Linked DNA regions of Homo sapiens: region 2 is linked to region 1. Evidence: chromatin loops called from intact Hi-C (ENCODE). Cell type or tissue: endothelial cell of umbilical vein. All regions are shown on one strand. Links, peaks and the distances in the headings refer to the core of each region. The heading gives the core; the rest is flanking DNA. Region 1 has its middle 80 kb from the start of GPRIN3. Region 2 overlaps LOC105377328 (a long non-coding RNA gene).

Evidence for each region. Peaks named below come from ENCODE experiments on the same cell type or tissue, not always from the same donor. Only the 100,000 strongest peaks of a DNase experiment are listed, where the experiment ranks them.
Region 2: it touches region 1 in a loop (7-fold over the local background); 2 of 110 quality-filtered maps call a loop at or near these places.

The regions. Positions count from the first base shown.
Region 1 is chr4:89,225,837-89,228,762 of GRCh38, forward strand. No RefSeq gene overlaps it. Among named protein-coding and RNA genes, the nearest start is that of GPRIN3, 80 kb to the right of the region's middle. In endothelial cell of umbilical vein, for the core only: a CTCF peak has its summit at 1,299 (motif pointing right); a DNase peak (open chromatin) is centred at 1,315.
Region 2 is chr4:89,481,168-89,484,093 of GRCh38, forward strand. The region is part of intron 1 of LOC105377328 (a long non-coding RNA gene); the gene reads right to left. Among named protein-coding and RNA genes, the nearest start is that of GPRIN3, 170 kb to the left of the region's middle. In endothelial cell of umbilical vein, for the core only: a CTCF peak has its summit at 1,289 (motif pointing right); DNase peaks (open chromatin) are centred at 1,294 and 1,984; H3K27ac peaks cover 782 bases.

The DNA.
Region 1 (2,926 bases), core at 187-2,686:
CATGGGATTGGCAGGCAATCCCCAGAAAGTACCTGGAGCTGTGGTAATGGTATTTATGATGGATTTGCAAACAGCAGAAACCATCTAAAAGCGAGGAGGGGAAGAATACAATTTTACTGTTTTGTGGGCATTTGTGTAACTCCCCAGGGATTGTCAGAGGTGGCTATGTGAAATATAATTAAGGAGGTAGCTGATAATTGTACAGATAAGCGTGATAAATCAGATAAATTTTGGCTTAAATCATGATGTATGGTCATTCAAATCCACAGACGGGTAAGAGCTCAAGGTTTTTGAATTATGTAAATAATTTATTTTTTCAAATATGTTAATCTAGGACAAAAGTAATTACAATTATGCAATTATAATTAAGTTCTTTAGAAATATGTTATTTTAGTTAGCATACACATTACGATTCACGCATGGGTCTCTTGTAGGGCATAGACCTTTCTATTCCATTCTAGAATAGCTGTGTGTTAAAGAAGATAACTCAGAGGCATGAGTGGATTGTACAGCAGTCAGCTATGCTTGTAGCCTATTTTGCCCATCTCATCTCTAAAGATAAAATACTTCAGTTTTTTTGGGTGGAATTGGTGAAGAGACAGATGTCTCAGGCTTGTGGCAGAATGTCACCTTGGCAATTAATGGGGAAAGCAAAGACCCACGGCTTACTTACTACTAATTAAGAAGTCACAGTACAGACCTAAGGAGAAGAAAGATCTAGCATGGTGGCAGGCTGGAGCAGACAGGGTGGAGGTTGTAGCAACTAGCTGATGGGGCATTTATGGGCTTAGTTGTGTGAACAAATGTGAACTTGAAAGAGTCAGTCCTTCAGAATGGATCCCAAGTGGCTATTTAAAATAGACCAAGGAGCTATGTGCTGACTAAAGTTCACACACATACTCTGAGATGCACAAAAAGCCACACTTTTTTAACTTTGGGACTTTCAGAGCTCACCTGAACCAACCAGTCACAGCTTGGCTCTATCAATCAATCAGAACTCAGCTGTGTCAGCCAATCAGCAATAAGGAAGTTTGAATCCTTTGTTTACATAAAAGGACCTGCTCGGGAAGCTGGGCTGAAGCTTTTGCTATAAAACCCACACTCTTTCTTTGTTCTCTGGAACCACCTTTGTTTTACACCTAAGGCTGTGTCTCACCAGTTAGCAAACTGTTCACTGGAATAAAGTCTCTTTCCTTCAAATTCCTTTTCAGAGAACTTTTGTTCACAGTTGGCAGGAGGGAGAGTGGAGGGGAACTACCTCTAGGGCCTACCAAGAGTTTCAGAGACAGGTCATCCAGACCTTTCCAGCAGAGGGCAGTCACAGCTTGGTTTTTCTCATGCAACCCGTGGCTTCATTCCTTGGGTTTCACTGCCCTGGCAAGGCTAACTCCAGGTTCCAACGCTTAGGGTAGGGCAGTTCACTCTCTTTTTCTTTAATCCATGGATACGGAAAAGGCTTTTACTGAGGTCTCAAATTCCAGAGAAGACCTTGGCGATATTGTAACTACATTTTTTTTTCATACAGGGTACAGAAATGAAGATGTATCTACGTAGATTTTCTTTTTGCTTCCCTGCTCTCAAGTTTGATCAACGATCATGTTGGAACGTGTCTGTTCAGAATTTAATATGATTTAGACAAAGGCTTGAAGTTATGGTTGCTTAATTGAAAGTTTCTTGCAAAAGAGAAAAAATACAGACGTTTGAAGGTGGAAAACTAAGAGATTTAAGAAATATATGAGGAAACTCCTTTTCCCCTCCACCAGCTTGAGGAACTTCAAACACCTAGAAGGCATTTATTATTCAAATAATTATTTTGTTAGTGATTACTGATAATTTATTAAAGTCCATAGTCCAGAAATCTGTTAATTAACTTTATATTTAAAAATTAAAATGGAATGTTATGCCATTCTTACCAACAGCCAGGTTTTAGATAACGATGTGGTATAAATGATTTCAATTAATTACTGTTTCCTTCTCTTATTTAAATTTAGGATTCAATATTTATTTTTGCCAAATTATTAAAAAAATTTTTCCGTTTCATTAGGGAAGTTAGTTTAAGAGACTTAACCTCGCAATAAACTTCCAATTAGACAGTTTATTACAAAGTCTTACGTAGTGCATTCTTAATTTAAATATTATTCATTTCTAGCTGAACTTTCACGAATGATGTAAAGTTATTAATTACTGATACTACAGCTGAGTAAAGTAAGTCTTTGGTTCCAACTGAACCAGGAGAGAAAGGTCATTATATGTCTAAGAACTGGGCCCGCCTTACCTTTGGAGGAAGGGTACGACAGAGCACAGATTTTATGTTCTAAAGATGGCGGCACCAATATGGTTATCAAACTCACATGATTTCCTTACAAGGCGATTGACACACTTCTCAGTGGGGTTTGTTTTCTCCCCTTGAATCTAGGCAGGGCTTGTAACTGCCTTGACTAATGGAGTATCTCAGAAAGGATGCTATACAATTTCTAGTGCTAGTTCATAAATGGGATGTAGTTTCTGCCTGTCTCTACTGGAGGGACGTATAGGAATGGTGTGCCAGGTGCAGGCGACATCAAGGAGTGGTGTTGATGGCTACAAACGCTAACACTTTAAAGGTGTCAGCTTATATTATAGGCAGCGTGTGGGCTTAGAAGATTTTAATATTACTCCTATTCATGTTAGGGGGATAGAAACCCTCTGAAATCTATAGGTTGAATAGTCAAATTGTGAAAAGAGGATTTCTCTCTGGCTCTTTTAAATTAAACTGGGATAATTTTGGTTTTGAAGACTCTTCAATATCCCAAGAGTATAGTAGAGACTAAAAAAGAAAACCCAGGCCACCATAACCTTGCCTGTTTCCATGACTAAGACATGCACTAAACACAGATAAGCATTATGAACAGAACTGTACAACTTTTGACCATGTAGGACAAGGTTG
Region 2 (2,926 bases), core at 324-2,823, 260 kb after region 1:
TACATGTAAATCGTGGAATACTATGCAGCCATAAAAAGGAATGAGATCATTTCCTTTGCAGACAAATGGATGAAGCTGGAAGCCACCATCCTCAGCAAACTGATGCAGGAACAGAAAACCAAACATCACATATTCTCACTCATAAGTAGGAGCTGAACAATGAGAACACATGGACACAGAGAGAACAACACACACTGAGCTTGTCAGTGGGGCAGGGGGAAAGAGAGCATCAGGACAAATAACTAATGCATGTGGGGCTTAATACCTAGATGATGGGTAGATAAGTGCAGCAAATCTCCATGGCACACATTTACCTATGTAACAAACATGCACGTTCTGCACATGTATCCCAGAACCTAAAATAAAATAAAAATAAAAAACAAAATATGGTATATATACATCATGGAATACTATACAGCCATAAAAAGCAATGAGGTCATGTCCTTTGAAGGGACATGGATGGAGCTGGAAGCCATTATCCTTAGCAAACTAACACAAAAACAGAAAACCAAACGCTGCATTTTTCACTTATAATTGGGAGCTGAATGATGAGAATACATGGACATGTGGGAGTAAACAACACACACTGGGGCCTGTTGTAGTGGGGAGACAGGAAGGAGAGCATTAGGAAGAATAGCTAATGGATGCTGGACTTAATACCTAGGTGATGGGTTGATAGGTGCAGCAGACCACCATGGGCACACGTTTACCTATGTAACAAACATGCACATCCTGCACATGTACCCTGAAACTTAAAAGTTGAAAAAAAAAAATAAGGCAAGAATGGAGAGACAAGGGAATATAAAATAGGCAAGAAAAATAGAAAGCACTGAATAAGATGATAAATTTAAATGAAAATATATCATCCCTTACGTTAAATCAAATGATTTCAGAAAGGCATTTAAATTTAAAAATGTAAAAATAATAAAATTATATTTTAAAAATATACTTTTCAAGAAAATTCCAGTGACATGGTATTAGAGAAAGATATCACTAAAAAATTTTATTTTAGAACATGGATATGTACCAAGAATATTTATTCTGCTTATATTATCTTTTAAGGTTCAGAAAATGAAATGAATACAAAGAAGTTTTAAATATTTTGTTTCAGTTGTACAGATCTGTATTTTTCTTTTTAGAAAAAAATTAACTTTTTTTTGAGGAGCACTATGTAAAAAAATTTTTTTTTTTTTTTACATCAGGACTCTCAAAGCTGTCCTGATTGGTCAACAAATGACATGGCCACTCTTTTAAATCATCTCACTTAGATGCAGCCAGCTCTGTCAGTAGATGGCAGTCCTGACAATGTGATCTAAGGGAGAGTGAAGCAGGTGGGAACACCAGTTCAAAGCAAGTGGACCAAGCTGAAATTATGGAGAGAACTGTGATTTATTCATGGTCATTTTACCTACTTACTGTAGACTTGTGCAGAGCCCAAATTAAGCTGGTTGATTCATGCAAACATTTTAATAATTAGTTCTAGAAATGTGAAAAATCTTTATAATTCCTTTTATTAGTTGAAATTGTCCTATTTTCCTTGAGACCACGAACTAAAAAGAACATATGGTGACTTAATTTTACAATAAGCTGAGATTAGTAGAAGAATAGTGATAGATGATTTTAAAAATTTATAAACTCATAGACTGAAACCTCAAGATTGTGTTTGTTTGACCTAGTGTTTAAAACCCAAAACTTGATATAGTGGAAAAATGGTTAGTTATTGCTAGAATTAGGATGAAAATTAAATTCTAGGCAGAATCTCAAGTAGCATGTATATTTATGATTTGCAGTTGAATTATCAACTGAATTTAATTAGCTGTGAATATTTTGGGGCCTATATATTAGGCATTTCAAAACTGTTGTTTCTGTATTTTGTTGACAGGTCACAGAAAGGATTATTTCACACTTTAAGAGAAAGTGACTCAGGGTTGTTGGAAGGTGGGTAAGAGTGACTAAGTCTGGGTGAAGTTTCCTCCTGCCTCTTTGCCTTTTCCTATGCTATTATTTTCCCACCTTCCATAGTCCGGGGAGATGACCGATGGATTCCCAGGATACTCCTTTACTTACTACAAGTGATCAAGGAAATTCAAGGACTGAATATGATAAAATATATTTGGGGAGGAAATGTAAAGTATTTTAAAATTGACAGTAAGTATAAGAAGTAATTTCTGAGGGCAAAATGGTGGTTGTCTAACAGGGGTGCCTGGTCCCCGGGCCATGGACTGGTACCAGTTTGCGGACTGTTACGAACTGGGCGGCACAGCAGGAGGCAAGAGGCAGGTGAGTGAGCATTCCCACCTGAGCTCCCCCTCTTGTCAGATCAGCCTTGGCATTCGATTCTCATAGAAGAGTGAACCCTATTATGAACTGCGCAGGCAAGGGATCTAGGTGGTGCATTCCTTATGAGAACCTAATGTCTGATAATCTGAGATGGAACAGTTTCATCCCCAAACCAACCCTGCTGGCCTGTGGAAAAATTGTCTCCCATGAAACCAGTCCCTGGTGCCAAAAAGGTTGGGGACCACTGGTCTGTAATTTGTAATATTGAGAGAAATTGGGGAAAACAAAGATTTTTCAGAATCCAAAGTGTAAACTGATCTAGTGTAAAAGATTTATAGCAAATAACAGACCCAAAAGCCTTAGTTTAAGGCCAGTAAGAAATCAAAATCATAAGAAGAATGAGGCTAGGGTAAACCCAACCCAGGAAAATAGCTCTGAGTAGACGCTAAAAGGAATTTGACTTGAGAGGCAGATATGGAAACACTTCTCTACCATGATCTAAGGATCTGAAATGAGCAACTCAATTTTCCTGGTGAAAATATTCAAACTCCATCGTTTGCAATTCAGTTCCCTTTATGAGATGGCCCAACCTCTGTTTGTTTCCTAGTCACTTCTTTCATAGCCAGTGTGTATCCAATGAGTAGAC